Linked DNA regions of Homo sapiens: all the other regions are linked to region 1. Evidence: chromatin contacts called from ENCODE Hi-C or POLR2A ChIA-PET data. All regions are on one chromosome and are shown on one strand. Each heading gives the region's core, a stretch centred on a gene start or an enhancer-like site at or near the end of the contact. The rest is flanking DNA. Distances are from core to core; before and after follow the strand shown. Region 1 holds the start of SAMD4A (sterile alpha motif domain containing 4A). Region 2 holds the start of ATG14 (autophagy related 14). Region 3 holds the start of DLGAP5 (DLG associated protein 5). Region 4 overlaps LOC124903318 (a long non-coding RNA gene).

What was found. Hi-C counts contacts between places; a loop is a spot of excess contacts on that map. ChIA-PET counts read pairs that join two places held with the same protein, here RNA polymerase II (POLR2A). Pooled maps may share reads with other maps.
Region 2: a loop to region 1 is called in a map of CD8-positive, alpha-beta T cell, with 8 times the contacts of the local background. The contact joins the promoter of ATG14 here to the promoter of SAMD4A in region 1. A Hi-C loop is called at or near these places in 2 of 168 maps with a recorded cell type or tissue (CD8-positive, alpha-beta T cell and PC-9) and 7 of 50 pooled maps. POLR2A ChIA-PET finds 5 or more read pairs at or near these places in 1 of 52 experiments (T-cell).
Region 3: a loop to region 1 is called in a map of B cell, with 35 times the contacts of the local background. The contact joins the promoter of DLGAP5 here to the promoter of SAMD4A in region 1. A Hi-C loop is called at or near these places in 1 of 168 maps with a recorded cell type or tissue (B cell) and 7 of 50 pooled maps. POLR2A ChIA-PET finds 5 or more read pairs at or near these places in 1 of 52 experiments (GM12878).
Region 4: a map of CD4-positive, alpha-beta memory T cell shows a loop between it and region 1 (6-fold over the local background). The contact joins the enhancer-like site here to the promoter of SAMD4A in region 1. A Hi-C loop is called at or near these places in 1 of 168 maps with a recorded cell type or tissue (CD4-positive, alpha-beta memory T cell), 2 of 37 single-sample maps with no recorded cell type and 9 of 50 pooled maps. POLR2A ChIA-PET finds 5 or more read pairs at or near these places in 1 of 52 experiments (MCF 10A).

The regions. Positions count from the first base shown.
Region 1 is chr14:54,564,947-54,568,792 of GRCh38, reverse strand. SAMD4A (sterile alpha motif domain containing 4A) reads right to left here and starts at 1,665. Exons shown (of 13, transcript NM_015589.6): 1 at 1,455-1,665; 2 at 681-1,297. The coding sequence starts at 876. RefSeq lists silencers at 634-693, 934-993, 1,834-2,023, 2,144-2,193, 2,754-2,883 and 2 more.
Region 2 is chr14:55,409,616-55,413,461 of GRCh38, reverse strand. ATG14 (autophagy related 14) reads left to right here and starts at 1,632. Exons shown (of 10, transcript NM_014924.5): 1 at 1,632-1,860. The coding sequence starts at 1,640. It also overlaps a transcript of FBXO34 not described here. RefSeq lists a silencer at 1,343-1,642.
Region 3 is chr14:55,189,436-55,193,281 of GRCh38, reverse strand. It overlaps DLGAP5 (DLG associated protein 5), which reads left to right and starts at 1,697. Exons shown (of 19, transcript NM_014750.5): 1 at 1,697-1,819. It overlaps LOC105370508 (a long non-coding RNA gene), which reads right to left and starts at 1,609. Exons shown (of 2, transcript XR_943888.3): 1 at 1,480-1,609. RefSeq lists enhancers at 1,401-1,953, 1,954-2,507.
Region 4 is chr14:55,096,836-55,100,681 of GRCh38, reverse strand. The region is part of intron 1 of LOC124903318 (a long non-coding RNA gene); the gene reads left to right. Among named protein-coding and RNA genes, the nearest start is that of LGALS3, 30 kb to the left of the region's middle. RefSeq lists an enhancer at 1,879-1,978. Within about 2 kb of position 2,186, at least 18 of the 41 ENCODE cell types and tissues checked have a DNase peak (open chromatin) inside an H3K27ac peak, as active enhancers do.

The sequences.
Region 1 (3,846 bases), core at 416-2,915:
CAAGATCCGTATCAATATGGATAATGTCACGAGCAGTAAGCTTAACCGCATTATATATATATATATATATATATATATATATATATATATATATATATATATGCTGCAAATGTCATTTTACTAGTCTCTAGCGTCACCTGCATATTATTCTGAAGACGAAGCTCTAAAACCAGAATATCTGTGGGGAAAAATGAATAATAAAATTGGATTTTCATGTACTCCTCACACAGCCTTATCCAAGCTTGGCTTCTGAAGGGCAGTCCCGGGCATCTATCATGTGTTGCTGAAATCCAGCGAGCCACGTTGCCCAAAAGAAGGAGGAGGAAGGAAAAAACACACACACCCAGAAAATCCAGACTCTACGTGACCTGACTTACTTATTTCCCAGGAAACTGCATGAGAGAAAAATCAATCATTCATGCTACCGTAGCTACCACACGGAAAGGGCTGACGGAGTTCACAGTGGGCAAAATCCCAAAGCGGCCGGCGGAGGTAAGTAGGTGGGGGGCGGTAGTGGGGGGACACCCGGAGGGGGTGGATTCCGAGGGCCTCGGGGCCACGCCGTCCAGGTCCCGGCGCGGCTGGCAGGGACTGGCCTCGGCCTGGCCCGAGGCAGAGAAGCGGAGGGAGGAGCGGGGGTTGGGCAGGCGGGACGGCGGCGGCGGCCGCCGCACACTTACCGGGGCTGTTGGCCTCGCGTTCGAGGACGTGCAGCTCGGCGCAGTCGGCCAGCGAGTGCTCCAGGCAGAGCTGGAGGAAGCGGGCCTGGGTCTGGCTCACGCGCTTGAGCAGCGACAGCAGCGCAACAGTCTGCTCGCACTCGTTCCAGCCCTTAAACCAGCCCGCCAGCACCCCGACCTGGTCGCGAAACATCATGGTTAGGGGGCCGCCCTCGGTCTACAGAGCCCCCTGGGCGCCCCAGCCCGCCCCGCCCGCCCCAAAGTTTGGCGGAGCCGCAGCCCCGCGGCCGGAGACGCGTTCCTGTTCCAAGGTGGCTCTGGTGCCCGGACGCTGCAGGTACTGCCTGGGCTCCTGCCTCTCTTGTCTGGTTTCAGTTACGTTCCGGTGGTTCTGGCTGATTTCCCCAGAGACGATGACAGACAGTAGCACGGAAATGTTTCTTTAAAAAAAAAAACGACTTTTTAAAAATCCCCCACAAGGCACACAACTGAATGAAGAATGCTTTCTCCCCCCTTCTTGCAGCTTTGGGATGGTGATTTCCGGCGTCCTGGGGTCTCCTCCCCGCTGGGCGGCAACTCGGACCCTTCACGCCCGCATTCCCGAGCGGCGATCACCACTGGAAGGAGAGAAAGAGCTGCAGTGAGACCTCGGCTAGCGGAGGAGCGCGCCCTGGGGGGACGAGGGCATCAGAGGGTGCTGGGGCCAGGGGAGGGGGCGTCCCGCGGAAGGTTGGGTTCGCCGAAATCCAGCCGCCCCCTCCGCCCCCTCCGCACCCGATGTGGGAGATGGGCTATTCCCCACCGGGTAACAGCGAGAAGCCTGCTTCCCAGGTGCGGGAGGAGACCCCGCGGCTTCCTGTTGCTGCCGCTGCCAACGGCTGGTGCTCCCCTCACGGCCCGCCTGGGGTGGCCTCGGGCGCCGTGCTTAAGAACGCCAGCACCAGCAACAGATCTTCCCCGCGCAGAAAACTTGCAATGCGGCTGCGAAGGGGCGCGGGGGTGGGGGTGGGAGCTAATGCAAAGCAGAGGCGGAGGCAGCGGCAGCCCGAGTTCCTTCCTCCTCCTCTTACTCCTCCTCCTCCTCCCAGAGAAGCAGCCGAGCGGCTGCAGCTCCATCTACAGCAACAGCCAGCATCTCCACCGCCAGGCGCCCCTCTGGATTTAGGCCGTGAGCAGCCGCGGCAGCAGCTCGAGACAAAAATAAACTCTCTCCACCCAAAGCTCCGCGCCCAGCGGGCGGCGGCGCAACCCAGAGCCCCGGCTCCCCCGCGCCGCGCCGCACCAGCCCACCCGGGAGGTCTCCCTGGGCCTGCTCCGGCCGGAGCGGTCACTGTGCGCGCGCGTGTGCGTGTGTGTGTGCGCGCGTGTGTGGCAGGCATCCTGCCGCCGCCGCCTACGGGCTGGTCTGTCCGGCCCGGAGCCTCGCCCGCGCGTCGCAGGCCGAGGGCGGCACAGCGCTGGGCACACGCCCCGCGAGGGGACGGCCGGGGTCCGCAGCGCTGCTCCCTTCGGCCAGCGGGGCGGCCCCGCGGGGAATGCGGATCGGCGCCGCAGGCACACGCCCCCCAACGACAGCAAAGAAAGTTCGGCTGCGGGGGTTCCCCCAGTCCCATCCCGGTTCTCGTGGCCGCCGCCGGCGGGGAGGAGAACCCAGCGACTCAGCCTTCAAGGAGCCGCTAGCTTCCAACAACACGCTGCTTCCGGCTCCCAGAACTTCTCGGGCGGAGGGGGAAGCCCCCGGGGAGGGGACCCCCAGTGACCCGCGGGTCCCCCGCCGAGGGCCGTAGGGAGGGAGCGCTCACCTCGGCGCGGCTCATCCCGGCGGCTCGGGGGCCCTTGCGCGGGTCCGGGGCCGCGGCGGCTCTCAGCGGGGTTGGGGGCGCCCGGAGCGCCGGCCGCGGGCCATGCCGTCGGGGCGGGCGGCGCGGGGAGAGTGCGGTGCTTCGAGTCGGGGCCGCTGCAGCCGCCGCTGCTGCTGCCTCCAGTGTCGGCTCGCGGAGGACTGAGCCGCCCGAGCCGGAGCTCCCCACATGCTACTGATTAACATACACCATTACATCATGGGCTTGGCAGGGAGCGCCCGAGCGGGGGGAGAGGAACCCGGGCGGCGGCGACGGCACGCGGGGGGAGCCGGGGGGAGGAACCCCGGACCCGGCGCAGGGCGGGGGGACGGATTCCTAAGTGGGGACCAGAAAAAGGGGAGGGGAGCGGAGTGGGAGGAGCTGGTGGCGCAGAGGGGTCGGGTAGAAGGAACCTCCGAGAGGAACGAAGAAGTTCGGGGAAGAGGACGGGTCCGGGTGAATTTCTTCCTGCGGCCGCCTGCGTGTTCTGGAGGGGTCGGGACACTCAAGCCACTGGAGCCCCGGCAGAAAGGGACCCGAGGGCGCTCGGGCGGGGGCGGTGCTGCCACCCGCTGCTTGTCCTTGGGAATGTGGTTCGTCCGCTCGGCTGACCCTCGGCCCTTCTGGGGCCCCGGGGTGGCCGAGGTGTTTGGCCCCCGGGCGGTGAGACCCGAGGTCACTGCCGCACTTGCTGGGATGGGTTCCGGGGGTCGTGGAGGCGAAGGGTTCACGAGGCTGAGGGGCAGTGCGCAGGGTTGGACCTGCCCAGGCGCTAGGTTCCGTGCCGCCCTAGTCCAAGGGCCTGGCCCGGGTCGGGTGCCGGATGCCCTTTGCTCTGGCGCAGGCTCCTAGAGGCCGGCCCGGCGCCTGGCTGAGTCCCACTCTTCCCCGGGGAGGTGGCCGAACTCCTGAGACCGGTCGGGGGAGCTGTGCCTGGCGCGCGGGCTGCGGCTTCTGGCCTGGAGCGGAGGCGAGCGCCGCCCTGGGCGACAAAGAGGCGGGGCGAGGCCACCTGTCAGCGCTTAGGCGTCGCCAGGCCTCGCAACCTTCACCTGGATCTGGAGAGTGCGCAGGGCCGCGGCCACACCGGGGCTTCAGGTCCTTGCCGCGCGAGAGGCGAGGAGGGCGCAGCGCAGAGGCTGAGTGGCGCAGGGTGGGCTGCGAAAGTGCCTCTGCTAGTCTTGAAAGTAAAGGTTTGGTTAAAAATACCCTAAACCCTAAAAACCTCTGTACCTCCTGATATGGGTTGAATATTCGCAAGAAGGACTGGATGACTAAATCTGGGCTATCTCCGTGATTTCAGAGGAAACACTGCTCCCTCCAGC
Region 2 (3,846 bases), core at 383-2,882, 840 kb before region 1:
TTTTGTATCCAAAAACCTCAGTGCTCTGCTGTTAAGTAATACATTAATATGCGTTCTCTGAAAATATATAGCAACATATAGGAGTTTCAAATAACTGCATAAGCTAGATACTATCTGTGATATCATCTAGCACGATAGGAATTAATGTGTATTTTTTGCCTTTTAAAATATTGAACAGTTGATCCTGATCATTAGGTATTAAGCACTGTGAAGGATCCTGTCTGAATACAAATGAAACATAAGCCCGAGACCTTAAAAAATAATCCTTTTGTTTGAAATGATCAGAGAGAAAGACTTCTCACTTAAAAATAAATCTTAAACTTTCAGGAACCATTCAAGTTTAGTGTAAACTGTATTCTGAATATAGAGAATTTTTGCTTTTGCTTGTTTTTGTAATCCTACGTGATTTGTATTTAAAAAGACTGGGTAAGATTAAGAAGACGGAGGAGCAAAGGGCTCAGATTCAAGACCTAATTAGCTTGTAGAATCACCAGTTTTCGATGGTGATGTGGAGATTAACAGGGAGGGACGGGCTAATATGAATCATGGCTCTTGGCTGTAAATCATCAGTGATTACGTCCTTTACCAAAGTAAGAAAACAGGTTTGTAGGGAGGCAGAAGTCAGTTTCCAACACTTTGAGTTTGTGGTGTCCTGGAATGTCACCTGATACCTAGTAAGTAGTTCTGGATCTTTGGGTATGGAACTTGAGAAAGGAATCCTGGCTAGAGAGAGAATTCAGGGCAGTTTATCAGTAGATAGCCTAGTAAAATCATCCTTGAGAATCACTGGTCTATTTAATCTCACCTATAAACTCACTTTTCTCTGTAGTTTAGAGGCATATTCAAACACTAATTACTCTGATATGATCCTCCCAACACATCACCTTATATATCCCCTATCCACCAAAAGAAACTTGAAGGGAAGTCCTAACCATCTACCTAGTTCAAATTCTCTTAGAGCATGGCCCAGGGTAGGGAAGGTACGTTAGCCACGTGATTAACTTTTCAGAAGGATACAATTCTGATTTTGCACGTTCACTTTGGTTGTTTTCACTATTGGTAAAGTATAATACTATTAACCATATTAATCCTCACGGCATTAGATGGGTACTATAATTCTATCCATTTAACACGAGAGAACAGGCGCAGAGAGATTAAGGAACTTGCCCCAAGTCACACAGCTATTAAGCAGGTGAGTGAGCCAAAATTCAACCTAGTTCCAAGACCCAGCCCCTTCACCCTACTTTGTTTGCTGTAGTTTAGCCAGATTTTAAAGCATCCACAGCAAGTTAAATTCCCTTATTCCGCTCCCATTCCGTTTTCCCAGAATCCTTAGGGTATGGTATTACAATTTTCTGCACAAGTTTGAGGCTTTAACTCGTAGTCTTGGCCTGAGCCAGCAGATGACATTTTGTTTGGCCGACTAGCCCCTCTAATATAACTCTCCCCCTGCTTCGGGACCTGTTGCCCCTCAGCAGACCGGAAAAACAACAGTGCCCGGGACAGGAACACGCGGCGGCGGAGGGGTCCGGGGGCTCGCCGGCATCCCAGCCCCCCTTCCCCAGGCCCCTCCTCCTGGCCCAGAATGCACCCGGTTGAAAACAAAATCCCACGTGACTGGCTCTCCTCTCAGGCCATCATGGCGTCTCCCAGTGGGAAGGGAGCCCGGGCGCTGGAGGCTCCTGGCTGCGGGCCCCGGCCGCTCGCCCGGGACCTGGTGGACTCCGTGGACGATGCGGAGGGGCTGTACGTGGCTGTGGAGCGCTGCCCGCTGTGCAACACTACCCGCCGGCGGCTGACCTGCGCCAAATGCGTTCAGAGCGGCGATTTCGTCTACTTCGACGGCCGCGACCGGGAGAGGTACGGCGGCCGCCACGGCCCTATTGTTTCTTCTGCTGTGTGTCCTCCAGCCAGGCAGCCGAAGGCTGGAACCTGGGGCTCCCCGTCCGGGCACCAGATACCAGCGAGAGGAGCGAGAGAGAGGGAGTGTAGCTAGCTGCTCTGCACCGGAGCTTTGCTACCAGAGGACAGCGTAGGGGCCAGATGAGGGAAGGTCGCCGTTTCCCCATCACCCACCCAAGAGGAGTTTGACCCCACGGTGCTCTTGGTCACTGGGGAAAAAAGGAATAAGTGGTGACTCTCTGGAGAAGTTTTCCCGTTGCTGCCATTAAGTTAGATTCCCAGCTCTTTGCTGTATGTACTCCCATTCAAAAGCTTGGCTTTCTATTTTCGAAAGCATATTTATACTCATTCTCTAGAGGAGAGAGTAGAAGAGAATCAAATAACTGCTTTAGAGGGATTTGGGCCTGGTAGTCTGTCACAGATGGACTTTGTTATCAGACATGCTTACTCTAATGTGTGAATTGAGGCTTGCTGTTAACGCCCCTTTCCCCTCCCTGCCTCTAAAGATTATTTTAGATTCTTAGGAATTTGGGAACGTGTTTTGGCCTTGTTTTAAAATTCAGATTGGGAGCTGCATGCTTTTAGTTAAGAGAATTGCCTTTAGGAAAATGTTTTGGTTTCATTTCGAAATCTAAACAGCTACAAGTTCTTGGTTAAGAAAATTGAAAAATTAGTGTGATTAGCTGCAGGATCTCCCACTCTCAACTTATGTTTCAACAATTTAGTGTCAATGATAGTCAATGATAGTAAGATAGCTAGCATTCTGAGCACAAAAATTCAGGTATTAATTCATTCGCAACAACCGAATGACTTATCCCCAACTTATTAGGAAGCTGCACAGTAAGTGCTTTGCCCCAGGTCACACAAATAGTTAAGTGTTGGTACAAGAATTAAAATTCAGACAGCTTGGACCTATGTACCCGCACTTAACCACTAGACTTTATATCCTCTATATTTGGGAATGTTTTGAGTTCTTAGTATTTCTGTGATCGTGGATGGAGTTCTTTCCTTTCTCTTTTGAGGAGGTTTGAATGACAAACTCTTTTTTAGTTTTGTTGCTGTGTCTTATTGGTGCTCTTGATGACTTTAGAAACTGCTTATGTAGTAAGTGATAGCTTTAAAAATTAAACCAGTTATAAGAATACGGGGTATGAGATGGAAATGTCTAACTGATGGAGTGAATCGAGGATTTGGTTCTGGACCTTCTTGTCTGTCTACACGTTTTACTATGTCTATTCACATAATTTAAATACCATCTATATGCTTAAGACTGCCAGACTTGTATCTCCAACCTAGTCTTCTCTAAAGTCCAGAAAACAGCTGCTTATTCAACATCAATATTTTTAGATTTGTAATAGATATCTTCATTTTAATATGGCAAACTGAACTCCTTGTTTTCCATCATAAATCTGTTTTCCCATGCTCATCCCAACCCAGTAAATGTCAATCTCATTGTTCCTTTGGTTCAGGCTAAAAAACCTTTCAGTTCTCCTTGACTCCTCTCTTAACCCAACTCTGTTTAGTCCCATCAACAAATCCCATCTACTCTTCAAAACTTATCTTACAACAAATCCCATCTACTCTTCAAAACTTATCTTAAATCTTACCCTTTCACCATCACCTGGTCCAATCTACCAGAGACATAAACTTATTTCCTCTTATGTCTCTGCTTCCGTCCTTGCTCCCCTTTTGTACAATTTCCATATTGCAGCCACAGTTATGCTACTCCTCCATTTCTGTTCAAATCTTCCAGTGGTTTTTCACTTTACCCAAAGTAAAAGCTGGAGTCCTTAACCAAAGTTCTATATTATCTGTTCCTCTGATTTAATCTCCTATTATTTTCTCCCTTACCTAATCTGCTGTGCCACTGTGGCCTCCTTGTCTGTCCTCAAACATACCAAGAACACTCCTTCCTCAGGACCTTCGCAGTGGTATTTAGACAGC
Region 3 (3,846 bases), core at 448-2,947, 620 kb before region 1:
CAGAGTGGAGTGGTGCGATCTCAGCTCACTGCAACCTCCACCTCCTGGATTCAAGCGATTCTCCTGCCTCAGCCTCCTGAGTAGCTGGGACTACAGGCGCGCACCACCACACCCGGCTAATTTTTGTATTTTTAGCAGAGACGGCATTTCACCATATTGGCCAGGGTGATCTTGATCTCTTGACCTCGTGATCCCCCCGCCTTGACCTCCCAAAGTGCTGGGATTACAAGCGCAAGCCACAGTGCCTGGCCAGAAGGGTGAACATTAGAGACTGACAACCCCACGTGCTGGAAAGCATGTGAAACAAGTGGAACTCTTATATGTGGCTGGTGGGAATTGTAAAATGGTACAACCACTTTGGAAAACTGCTTGGCAATTCCTTACAAAGTTAGACATGGGTGACGGCACCCGCCTATAGTCCCAGCTATTCAAGAGGCCAAGGCTGCAATGAGCTATGATTGTGCCACTGCTCTCTAGCCTGGGGGACGGAGAGACCCTGCTTCTAAAAAAAAAAAAAAATTTTAAGTTAAACATACCCAGAATGACCCAGAAATTCCACTCCTGTATTTCCTCAAGATAAATAAAATATGCCCACAAGGACTTGTACGAGAATGGTTATAGCAACTTTGCTCATCATCACCAAAAATTGAAAGCAATACAAATCCATCAACTGGTGAATGCATAAAGTATTCAATGGAATGCCTCTCAATAACAAACACTACTAACTTCTGGTTCACGCAGACCCAAAAGAGTACCTATCACCTTCATTTTTATAGTGCTAGAAATAAGAGGAGTGGTTGCTGATGTGGTGGGAGATGGACAGGAAAGAAACAGGCCACTCTTCTGAGTGATGGAAATGCTCTACGTCCTGATTGGGTGGTAGTTACACAGCTGTTTACATTTACCAAACTCATCAAATTGTCCACTGGGGGGGAAAAACTATTATTTTCACTGTATACGAAAACTTCGCCTCAACAAAAAATGAACTAAAAAAGAAAAAAAAGGGGAGGGGGGCTGGCGACGTTGAAAAGTAACGCTAAACTATGTAAGGATTTGATAATTGGGGTAAGCCTTTTCTTTAAAACGTCTAGTAAAGAAAACATTCCAAGAAGGTCTGCTAGATTCTGTGACTAAACAAGGACATTAAAAAGCCCTGAATCCAGCTTGGTCAACGTAGTGAGGCCCTGTCTCTACGGAATTTTTTTAAAGTTAGCCAGGCGTAGTGGTGCGCGCCTATAGTCCCAGCTACTCGGGAGGCTGAGGTGGGAGGATGGTTTGAACACAGCAGCTCAAGGCTGCAGTGAGCAGTGGTCGGTGCCCACTATACTCCAGCCTAAGGGACAGAGACCTTGTCTCAAAAAAAAGAAAAAAGAAAAAAAAAAAAAGCCTTGCGAGCTCTGGGGGAGATTTCCCGCAGCCCAGCTTTGCCAGGGACCCAGCCTCACCCCTCGGGCTCCACCGCCCACTCCCGCCCTTCACCTGACGTGAGCGCCCCGACTGCTCCACTCCTTCTCATCCCGCGTCGCGGTCCCGCCTATTTTCCCTCTCTCACCCATCTTTTGAACTGGCCCTTCACCTTTCAATCAATTCAAATATCGCACGGAGCAAACCAATCGCAAGCCTCGTTGAGTGGAAGGGGTGGGATCTTCCCCGGAAGTGTTGGTTAAAGCCCCTCCAATCAGCGGCTCGGTGCGGCAAGTTTGAATTTCGTGGAGGCTCGGGTTGTGAGGGTTCCTGCTTCGGAGTCGGCGGTGGTCGTCCAGACCGAGTGTTCTTTACTTTTTGTTTGGTTGAGGTTTCACGCTAGAAGGTGGCTCAGGTAGGTGGGTGCTGGAGAGCTGGACGGAGAACACTGGCCCGCTTCCGTTGAAGGTCTAGAAGGGTCTGAGGACCGGGGGCTGCGAGCGGGAGCAAGTCAGAGGCAGGCTCCTTTAGGACCGTGTTACCTGCCCTTCCCGAAGCTGATAATGCGAGCCTTTAGAAGAGTCCATATGTTTGCCCTGACCTCTGTAATAGTCAGCGTTTCACCACCGGGGCGTAATTGACCTTTGGGGTGAAACTGTTCTTCACTAGCTCCGACATTAAATTCCCGTAGCTCTTCCCAGGTCCCATGGCAACTAAAAACGCCCGGTTGAGAACCTCTAGTCAAGCAAGATTAACGCATTCTGGACTTTCAAGCTGGAGGAAACGCCACTCAGCCAAACAAAATTTAGGTGTGTGTGGAGCCAGGGCTGCCTTGCTTGGGATCCCAGCTTCACCACCTTTTAGATATGCTAATGTGAGCAGTTAATTGACCTCATCTGTATGAGAGCGATAATAGTTAACTACCTTTCAGGGTTATTCTGATAATTGTACCTTTAATGTTGTCCTCGCTCGCTCTTTCTCTTGCTGTGGATAGTGCTATCCTGTATTTAATACATAAGTCTTAATTTTTCTTCAATCTTTAGCGAATTAATATTGCAGGAGATAAATAGTAGAAGACAGTTCTTTATGAAAAGCACAGTCCATTGTCACTTTCCTTGGGTCTTAGAGGAGAATGTTATTAGCATGCAGGTCAGACAGATTCTCGTTTTTTATATTTTGTTGATTGCTTAGAATCATGTAACAATGTATTGCATTACTTGTGCCAATTTTTCTATTATCTGGAGTTTTCTAGTGGATTTAGTTAATTCTTGTTGAAGAATATACCATAGTGTGTCTATCACAGAGCCTCCCCCTTACCTTTTTTTGTTTTTGTTTTTTAACTGCCAAGACTTCTGAGAATCAGTATCCTTTCTCCAGTTTGGCTTGGTAGTTCTCTATACCAGCTACACAGGTGACCCCCTCAAACTTTCTAATTTTCTTTGTTCTCCCTAGTTGGATCTACTGACGTCGTCTTTATTGTCCTCTTTTGTTTTGCTTGAATACATTCTCAAAGATCTTTCCAAGAAAAAGGCATGTGCCAATTAAACTATATGATTTTGTGCGTGTGTGTGTGTGTGTGTGTGTGTGTATGGCTTTTCTTTTTTAAAATTTATAGAGACGGGGTCGTGTTATGTTGCCCAGGCTGGTCTCAAACTCCTGGGCTCAAGCAGTCCTGCCTCGACCTCCCAAAGTGGTAGGATTACAGGCCTAAGCCACCGTGCCGGCCTAAACTGTATGATTTCTTGTATGGATGAAAATAATGGAGCAAACTGATAGGGTTATTGTGAACTATATATTTGGTCTTGTTCTGTTTTCTGGCAAACAACTACTAAAATCCTTGGAGTCTTCAAAGTGGTACCTTTTTGTATGCTAATGATTGACTGATAGCTGGATGCCTCTAAATAGCTTCAGGATTGGGGCTGGTCACTAGACAGACCAAGGCAGGATTTCTCGAGAGTTGGCATTTTCAGCCCCACCTCACAACCTCTGGGGAGGGGAGAGGAGCTGAAGGTTGACTTGATCACCAGTGGTCAATGATTTAATCACTCATGCTTATGTAATGAAGCTGCCATAAAAACCAAAAAAAAACACCTGTGTTTGGAGAGCTTCTTAGGTGAATACATGAAGGTTCCTAAACAGTGGTGCTACCTGAGAGAGCATGGAAGCTCCTTGTTCCTTTCCACATACTTTGCCCTGTGCCTCTCTATCCAACTCTATCTGTATCCGGTTGCCTATTGATTATCCCTATATGACTAATAGGTACCTGGTGTGGGGTTTTTGTTTGTTTTTGGTTTTCTTTTGGCTTTAGAAGAAATGTTAGACTACCTGCATTCCTCATCATGGGTAAGGAAACCCTTGTGTACATGGTCCTTCACTTAACCTATTTTCACCTTTATTTCACGCTTTTCTTTTTGCAGTGTTCTCTGTGGTAAGCCCAGAGCC
Region 4 (3,846 bases), core at 937-3,436, 530 kb before region 1:
TCTTATCAAACATGTACTCACCAGTTTTAGCATTCATTGATGATTTTCTCCCTTCGTCATTCCTTCTATATTTATTAGTTGGCATTCTACTGTAATGACGAGATTTCCGCCAGGCATAGCGGCTCACACCTGTAATTCTAGCACCTTGAGAGGCCAAGGCAAGAGGATCACTTGAGTTCAAGAGGTTGAGACCAGCCTGGGCAACATAGTGAGACCCTGTCTCTACAAATAATTTAAAACAAAAATTAGCCAAGCATGATGGTACATGCCTGTAGTCCCAGCTATTCGGGAGGCTAAGGTGGGAGGAACACTTGAGCCCAGGAGACCAATGCTGCAGTGAGCTATGATTGTGCCACTACACTCCAACCTGGGCAACAGAATGAGACCTTGTCTCAAAAAAAAAAAAAAAAAAGAAAATTTAAAAAGAGAGATTTCCCCTCCCATTTAAAAAAATGCATTTATTTATTTATATCTATATGGATTCTTATTTTATTCAACGGGATAAGGCCCATTACAAATATTATTTATTTTGATACTTAAATTGTTTCAGATTCGGCCAGTTAGGAGTCTCTCCAAACTGGCTTCTGAGTCCTTACAACATCCCATTTTTCTTGGAGCACTTCCTTACATTTTGGCACAAGATGTTTCAGGCTAATCCTCTCCAGCTTTTCCTGCTCCAGCTTTGGAATAAACCATTTCTCAAGGATCCCTGGTTCCTTTAGTGAAGCATGATATTTAGAAACCAAGACCTGGGTGCTTACATGCTCATTCCTATTGGTGTGTCGTTGCTTGTAGGCCCTGTCAGCAGACAGGATTAGGCAATAGATTATACACACACATATATACACACAGAAATAGCTATAGAGACATAGATGTATATTAGAAAATATGAATTCCTACTGATTAACTCCAGTTCCAATGTAATAAACTTTCCATATTTGTAACTTCTTTCCCCAACAGTGAAAAATCTGGTTCCCCTTAGACTTAAGCTCAAGAATACACAGAATGTAGTTTCAGAATTGCTAGTCCATAGCACTGCTAAAAGTAAACCTAACCAGAGTTCAATTTGCTAACCTTTTTTTTTTTTTTTTTTTTTTGAGACAAAGTCTCGCTCTTGTCGCCCAGGCTGGAGTGCAATGGTGTGATCTTGGCTCACCACAACCTCTGCCTCCTGGGTTCAAGCAATTCTCCTGCCTCAGCTTCCCGAGTAGCTGGGACTACAGGTGCCTGCCACCACGCCCTGCTAATTTTTTGTATTTTTAGTAGAGATGGGGTTTCACCATGTTGGCTAGGCTGGTCTCAAACTCCTGACCTCAGGTGATCCGCCTGCCTTGGCCTACCAAAGCTCTGGGACTACAGGCATGAGCCATCGTGCCTGGCCTGCTCACATTTTTAAAGGTAAAATTTATATATATAGAAATGCACAAGTCCTAAGTATACAATTCAACAATTTTTTATAAATAGATACACCCTTGTGACTTATAGTTTTTTTTTTTGTTTTTTTGTTTTGTTTTGTTTTGTTTTTTTTTGACACAAGGTCTCATTCTGTGCCCAGGCTGGGGTGTAGTGGTTGACCATGGCTCACTGCAGCCACCACCTTCCAAGTTCAAGTGATCCTCTCACCTCAGCCTCCAGAGTAGCGAGGACTACAGGAGCACACCACCATACCTGGCTAATTTTTGTAATTTTTGTAATTTTTGTAAAGGTGGGGTTTCACCATGTTGCCCAGACTGGTTTCAAACTCCTAGGCTTAAGCAATATACCTGCCTTGGCCTCTCAAAGTGCTGGGACTACAGACATGAGCCATCACACCTGGCCCATACTTCTTTCCTTTCTTCTGCTTCTGCTGCTTCTTCCACTTCTTCTTCTGCTTCTTCTTCTGTTTCTTTTTCTGCTTCTTCTGCTGCTGCTTCCTTCTTTCTTTCTTTCTTTTTTTTTTTTGGTAGAGATGGGTTCATGCTATGTTGCCCAGGCTGGTCTCGAACTTCTAGACTCAAGCAATCCTTCCTGCCTCAGCTTCCCAAAGTGCTGGGGTTACAGGCACTAGTCACCATGCCCTGCCTAAATCTTGCTTCTTTTTTTCCAATTTCTTGATGGTTACAGTCCTGTCTTCCAGTGACAGCCCGAGACAGGAGCTTGTGAGGTTTCCTCACGAGGGTTCCTTGTGAGCATGACTGAGATAGACAGGAACCATGTGTCTTGTGGGTGATTAGTAAATGTGAAACTACTCAGCCAACCCAGAAGATGTGGCACATGGCCAGAGTTGGGAGGACAAAGAGAGAAGGTAGGTGGGCTCCTACACACACTGAAACGCTTATTAATGACTCTCAGTAGTGCAAAGGCAAGACTTCTGGTGCAGGGTAGAAACTATGGTTCCTTAGAACCAGGAAGTTACACCCAGGTTAATATTTCGATAACAGTGGGGTTGTAATAGCTTATTTTCCAGGCTCCCTAATGAAAAGGGTCAGTGTGATTCAATCATGAGAGCTTCTGAAAAGGCTCTTTGACATGAAGGCATTTAGCTCTGCTCTTCATGTTGGCCCTTGACTATGTTAACAGTTTAATAAGCAGTTGCTTGTTCTGTCTGTGGCTTTGGTGTGCTTGAATTCCTCCCAACAAGGCTAAAAGCTCCTTGAGGGAGGTGACAGTATCATGCATTTTTCTGTTTTCCTACCTTGTCAGGTGACCAGGAAATGTCTAGTAGATACTTCTGAATTGAATCGAGTCTTCTTAGTCACCTTGACAAGTTCTTGTTTCTATTGTATCTGACTTCCTAGTGAGTAGGCACTCACACTGGCTGAATACATCATAAACCAATTCCACTAAATTGTTGCTAATCAAATTGTTAGTCCTTTCAGGAATCTGTGTTTTAGCAGATGACAATAATGAATGAGCGATGCTTATTAATCCAAATAGAATTGACCCAATAGTGGAATTACAGGCAATAGGGAGCTGGGGGGAGAAGGACTTTGATGAGCAGGGGGCTCCTTGCTGCCTCACCAGTAGTGCCACATCACCTGTGTCACTCTTCCCTGAGGTCACAGAATGTTGGGCCATAAAGGGATCATTATCTTTTTCTGATGGACCTCTTTTGCTCTCCTGACTCTTCTCTTTCCTATTCAATTTTAGTTTGTTTCCTTTGGTCCAACAGCAAATTGGCTGTAGCACCTTCTTCTAAAGAGCCCTGTAGACACCAGCATCTCTTGCCAGGATCTCCTAGTGCAAACCCTCTAAGCTTTCTGCTTTTATCCCCTCTAGCAAGACTGTGCAGATACTAGCGGGCAGGCAACCAGGGCCTCTGTAGGGCTGGGATCCCCTCCACAACAGGCCAGATTCATTCCGGAATTTGGTTCCAACTCTGTAGATCCTAGATTTCCTCAGCTGCTCAGTGGTGCGGGTTCTGCCTCTGCCTGCCTTCCTCTGCTGCCCTGACCCTGGTCGAGCCCTCACTGACTTTTACCTAGATTATTTTAACACCTACTTCCTAATGAGTCTACCTGCCGCTGGCTGTGGTAAGATGTATAACTATTCGGGCCGTGATCCCAAATTTACGATTAGCCTCCTACTGGGGCCACCACTGGCCCCACTACTCCTTGAGAGGTATGTGCAGGTGACAAGTCTAGGGAAAGAGACCATTTAATACCCCACTTAGAACTCCACCCAAACAATCTAGACTGGGCCACAGCTGAACTTGTGGGGGAGGTTCTTATTTGGATCCAAGGCTAATGGTTGTCTCGCAATCTTGGCTTCAATTAGAATCATCTGGGGAACTTTAAAAACTACCAACATTTCATGATGAAATTTTGCTGTGTTAAAACAAATTTTTAAAAAACAAATAGGGCTGGG